Regions from separate parts of the Homo sapiens genome. Here region 1 is linked to region 2. A link is an interaction called in ENCODE POLR2A ChIA-PET data of the cell type or tissue named here. Cell type or tissue: PC-9. All regions are shown on one strand. Links, peaks and the distances in the headings refer to the core of each region. The heading gives the core; the rest is flanking DNA. Region 1 overlaps ALMS1 (ALMS1 centrosome and basal body associated protein). Region 2 overlaps EXOC6B (exocyst complex component 6B).

Region 1 (2,925 bases), core at 137-2,636, 680 kb after region 2:
GAGGCCAAGGTGGGCGGATCACCTGAGGTTGAGAATTTGAGACCAGCATGATCAACATGGAGAAGCCCCATCTCTACTAAAAATACAAAATTAGCTGGGCATGGTGGCACATGCTTGTAATCCCAGCTACTCAGGAGGCTAAGGCAGGAGAATCGCTTGAACCTGGGAGGCGGAGGCTGCAGTGAGCCAAGATTGCACCACTGCACTCCAGCCTGGCAACAAAGCGAGACTCTGCCTCAAAAAAAAAATTTATAAAGTATGTATGTATAAAATATTTATAAAGTATATGTGTATAAAATATATTCAAACTTTTTCATTTTGAGATAATTTTAGACTTAGGAGTTGCAGAAATAGCACAGAGAGTTTCTGTATTATCTATTGCTGTGTATCATGTTACCCTGAAATATAGCAACTTAATAAACGTGAAAATTTATGTAGGTCAGAAATCTAAATGTAGCTTATTTGGGTACTTCTGGCTTAGGTTGTCTCAGAACGTTGCAAACAAGGTATTGGCTGCAAATGTGGTCTCATCACAGGGCTTGCCTGAGAGGATATGCTTCCAGCCTCACTCACATGGCCATGGCTTTGGCCAGAGACATGGGCTTTTTGATTCTATAAGGCACTCATAATATGACACCTAAGCTTCCCTTAGTGAGGCAGTGAGAGGGCAAGAGAGGGTGCCCAAAACAAAAGCCACAGTCTTTTTGTAACCTACCCTTGGATGTGTCATCTCGTCACCTCTGCCACATTCTCTTCAGTAGAAATGAGTCACTGTCTAAAGCTCTCACCCAAGGGTTGGGAATTCCACAAGGTCCTGAATACCAGGAGGTAGATGTCATTGGGGGATATGTTAGAGGTTGTCCATGTAACCTTTACTGAAGCTTCCATTTATGTTAACATCTTACCGTAACATCATAACCATAAAATATTTATCAAAATAAGAAATTATTATTGGTGTAAAACTATATAGTCTAACATTGATTTCACCAGGTTTTTCCACAAATGAACCTTTTTTGTTTCAGATCCAACCCAGGATTCCGTCTTGCATTTTAGTTGTCATGTCTTAGACTCCTCCAATCTATGACAGTTTCCCAGTCTTTTTTTGTCTTTCATGACCTTGACGCTTTGAAGAGTGCTAATCAGTTATTTTGAAGAAGCTTCTTCAATTTAGCATTGTTTGATGGTTCAAGGTTAGATTAGGGTTATGCATTCTCAACACGTCACAACAGAGAGCACATTATGTTGATATACATTACTGGTGATGTTAACCTTGATCACTTGGCTAAAGTGGTATCTGCTAGGATTCTCCACTGTAAGGTTATTGTTTTTCCTTTGGAGATACTAAACATTTGAGGGAGATTTTGTTAGACTATACAAATAACCTGTTTCTGCTTAAACTTTGACTACTAATTTTAGCATTCATGAGTGGATCTTGGCTGTAGCAGTTATTACTCTGGTGTTTTAATTTTTTTATGTCTGTCATCTCTTTTACATTTGTTAATTGGAATTCTTCTGTAAGGAGAATTGTTCTTCCCTCATTTATTCCGCCCTAGGTTATTTATTTACATTACTGTAGACTCATTAGTGTTTATTTCATTATTTGGATTATAATCCAATGCTACCATTACTGTTTTGTTGCTCAAGTTCTCTTTTTAGCTCTTTAGAGCACTTTTAGGTTGGCTCCTGTACCCTGCCCCAGAGCTGGAATCAACTGTTTCATTAAAAATCCCTCTTTTTATTGTTGTTGTTGTTGTTGTTTTCTTTCTTTTTGAGCCGGAGTCTTGCTCTGTCACCCAGGCTGGAGTGCAGTGGCGTGATCTTGGCTCACTGCAACCTCCACCTCCCGGGTTCAAGCAATTCACCTGCCTCAGCCTCCAGAGTAGCTGGGATTACAGGTCTGCACCACCAAACCCAGCTAATTTTCTGTATTTTTAGTAGAGACAGGGTTTCACCATGTTGGCCAGGCTGGTCTTGAACTCCTGACCTCAGGTGATCTGCCCACCTCGGCCTCCCAAAATGCTGTGATTACAGACGTGAGCCACCATGCCCAGCCAAAAAACCCTCTTATTTTTGAAGGGAGGAAGGAGTACAGTATTTAGAAAGCAAGATGTAAGGACCTGGCATGCTCATTGCTGGTGGGATGTTGCTGTGTCTAGCCTTTCTCAGTGAATAAAGCTAAGAAATATAGGTAGATTTGTAAATTTATGTGTATACTCATATCTGTATCTTTTAACGTGTGTGTGTGTTTTAAATCATGTGTCCATATTGATACCTCTGACTCTAGTACAGATCCACAAGGTTGATTCTAGCCTTTCCCCTTTCTTTATTTGTAACTTCTGTCTCTAATAGCGATAAAACTGGCTCTCATTATCTGTAATATATTTACCCTAATATATAAATAGTTTCAGAATTCATAGCCCCTACCCACATGAAAAACAAATTCTGCATCTAGAGTACAGTGTTTATCTGCAGTTTCGAAGTTATCATTAAAATATCTAGACAAAAATGCTGTTTGCTAAAGTTTCTTAAGTCAGCATCTCCCTTCCCCATATTCTTCAGTATGAGTACGTGATTCATTTATAATATAGATTCATTAGTCACATTCTGCATTCCATCTTTGCCTCATATCCTGGTTCACCTTTGAAAATTTCCGTACTTATAAATTTCACTTTCTGTGCTTTACAATTCTATCCATTGCTACAGTTTCATATGAGCAGTTCCATCAATCCCCAAATTCCCCTATGCCGTTCCTTTGGAGACAGTCTTTCCTCTGATCCCTCACCCCTGGCAGTCCCTGGTCTGTATTCTTCCTTAGAGTTTTGCCTTTCTAGAGTGTCACACAAATGGAATCATAAAATATGTAACAGCCTTTTGGGTCTGAATTTTTTACTTTGCAAAATGCATTTGACACATCCATCTTGTGTG
Region 2 (2,925 bases), core at 316-2,815:
TTTTAATCAAAAACTATATAATGAAAGAGAGCCTATATTTTAATCCAAATCATCACTTTTGGCAAATGGCCTTCATCATTTATCTAACGTACAATAGAACATTTATTTAGAGTTCTAAACACTGGAAGCGTCTAAATACTGAAATGATAGAACTGTTATAAAAGAAGTTCGTTATTGTTGTCGTTGCTTTTGTTTTTGCTTTTATGTAATAATTAATCAATTATCAAACCACAGTAGTAACTGAAGGTAAATTCATGCAAGTTCAAAGTGCATGTCAATATGATGATCTTCAAGACTGAATGACAAGTAGGTGTTTTAACAGAGTCCCAGTCCATATGTATTATCATAAATCAAATTAAGGTAATCTAGTTAGTTGCATTGTGATGGTTCTTGCTCCCTTAAATGTTTCACTGCGTAATGTATATTTTAAAGATCTAACAGGTTTGCAGGTATGCAATTTATATTACATGCTTAAATTTCTTTCATCAAATCATTGTCCTCTTGGGAGTTAACAGATCTCAATTTTTTAAAAAAATTATAATTCTGCCGGGCGTGGTGGCTCACGCCTGTAATCCCAGCACTTTGGGAGGCCAAGGCAGGTGGATCACGACGTCAGGAGATCAAGACCACCCTGGCTAACACGGTGAAACCCCATCTCTACTAAAAATACAAAAAATTAGCCAGGCGTGGTGGCAGGCGCCTGTAGTCCCAGCTACTCCGGAGGCTGAGGCAGGAGAATGGCATGAATCCGGGAGGCGGAGCTTGCAGTGAACCGAGATCGTGCCACTGCACTCCAGCCTGGGCGACAGAGCGAGACTCCGTCTCAAAAAAATAAAATAAAATAAAATGGCTTTGTTTACTGATACCTCTTTATGACTAAAATAATAAAGAGGCAGGTTTGAAACTTTCGTTTCTTAAAAACAATGGTTTATTTACCAATCACAACTAATTCCACTGTACATACTCGTCATGCATTTAAGCAACATATAACCATCAAAGGTTTTTTACCCTGGGCGCCCAAATATCAAAAAGAAAAAAATCCGGGCCGGGTGCGGTGGCTCCCGCCTGTAATCCTAGCACTTTGGGTGGCGAGGCAAGCGGATGGCTTGAGCCCAGGAGTTCGACAGCAGCCTGGACAACAGGGCGAAACCCCGTCTCAAACAAAAATACAAAAAATTAGCTGGACGTGGTGTCGCGCACCTGTAGTCCCAGCTACTCAGGAGGCTAAGGTGAGAGGATCGCTTCAGCCCAGGAGACGGAGGTTGCAGTGAGCCAAGATTGCCCACTGCACTCTAGCCAGGACAAGAGAGGGAGAGACCCTGTTTCAAAAAAAAAAAAAAGAAAAAAGAAAATATCCCCCTTATAGAAAAATAAGCAAAAGACATACACAAAAGCCCTTAAACATATTATTGTGAGATTTTCAGCCTCACTCACAATAAGAAAAATAAAAATAAAAACTACACTGAAACACTACTTATCACATCATATTGACAAAAGCCCAAAAGTCTTTGGGTTGTTGAAAAAGCTACGGAGAACTTTATTGAAAGAGCTACAAAGAAATGAGCAATCTCATAGACTGCTAGAGGGAGAACAAAATGGTACAACCTCTAAAGTGGGTAATACCTACCAAATTCCAGATATATTCATCATTTTACTTAGCAATCTTACTTGTGGGAATCTATCCTATAGATACAGTACGAAATGTACAATAGGCCTAGCGCAGTGGCTCAGGCATGTAATCCCAGTACTTTGGGAGGCCAAGGCGGTCGGATCATTTGAGGTCAGGAGCTCAAAACCAGCCTGGCCAATATGGTGAAATCCCTTCTCTACTAAAACTACAAAAATCAGCCGGGCGTGGTGATGGGCACCTGTAATCCCAGCTACTCGCCAGGGTGAGGCAGGAGAATCGCTTGAGCCCGGGAGGCGGAGGTTGCAGTAAGCAGAGATTGCGCCACTGCATTCCACTCTGGGAGACAGAGCAAGACTCCGTCTCAAAAACAAAACAAATAAAAAAAGAAATGTGCAATAAAAAATGACCAATATTCAAGGCTATCCCTTCCTGCATTATTTTTTCTGGCAAAAGGCTGGAAATAATCCAAATATCCAGAAACAGAACTAGTTTAATAAACCATGATATATTTACATAATGGAATACTATGTAGCTATTTAAAAAAAATAAGGAAAACCTCTATATACTGATATGGACAAATCTCAAAAATATATGTATAACTAAAAAACTAAGCTGCAGAAGTCTATACAATAACACTATTTATTTTGTAAAAAGGAGAAAATAAGATAATATATGCTCCTATTTGCATAAGAAAGCAATGGAAGAATAAACAACAAACGAATAAAATGGGGAAATAGAAGGAATGAGACAAAAAATGTTTGTTAGATCTATGATTCATATCCTTTTCTTTCCACTTTTTAAATAAAATATTTCAAACCCACACAAGATAATTTACCTATATCATTTTTTATTTTCAAAATTACAGTAGATAAGATTTCCAGGAGCTCAGGTTCCTCAGAATTACATATTTGATCTGATGATAACTAACAAACTCTTGAAATTTAATACAGGAATACTTAGCAAATGCTACACTCCCATTTAATTTCTCTCTATGGCTACTAATTTTTCTGTGGTGTGAATCTAATCAATCAGATAACAAATCAGCATAACCTCCACTGGAAGAGCTTCAATGAAAATTGTTGTCTATTTAACTCAAACAAAATCAAACACAGAGCCCATTGCTAGCTAACTGAACCAAATCAACATTGTCTTATTAGCCACAGATTCTTCATAATTTTTTCATTTTTCCAGTTTGCTTGATAACTCAATGAGGACATTTTTTAAAAACAAGTTTCTCTTTATCAAACCACAAAAAAATTTATTCTCCTATTCCATATTGTAATGAAACTTATTTA

What was found. Peaks named below come from ENCODE experiments on the same cell type or tissue, not always from the same donor. Only the 100,000 strongest peaks of a DNase experiment are listed, where the experiment ranks them.
Region 1: POLR2A ChIA-PET joins it to region 2 with 5 read pairs; 2 of 35 experiments call an interaction of 5 or more read pairs at or near these places.

The regions. Positions count from the first base shown.
Region 1 is chr2:73,493,483-73,496,407 of GRCh38, forward strand. All of the region lies in intron 10 of ALMS1 (ALMS1 centrosome and basal body associated protein), which reads left to right. Among named protein-coding and RNA genes, the nearest start is that of ALMS1-IT1, 38 kb to the left of the region's middle. In PC-9, for the core only: no CTCF peak of the experiment used is centred there; no DNase peak of the experiment used is centred there.
Region 2 is chr2:72,814,166-72,817,090 of GRCh38, forward strand. The region is part of intron 1 of EXOC6B (exocyst complex component 6B); the gene reads right to left. Among named protein-coding and RNA genes, the nearest start is that of EXOC6B, 10 kb to the right of the region's middle. In PC-9, for the core only: no CTCF peak of the experiment used is centred there; a DNase peak (open chromatin) is centred at 1,879.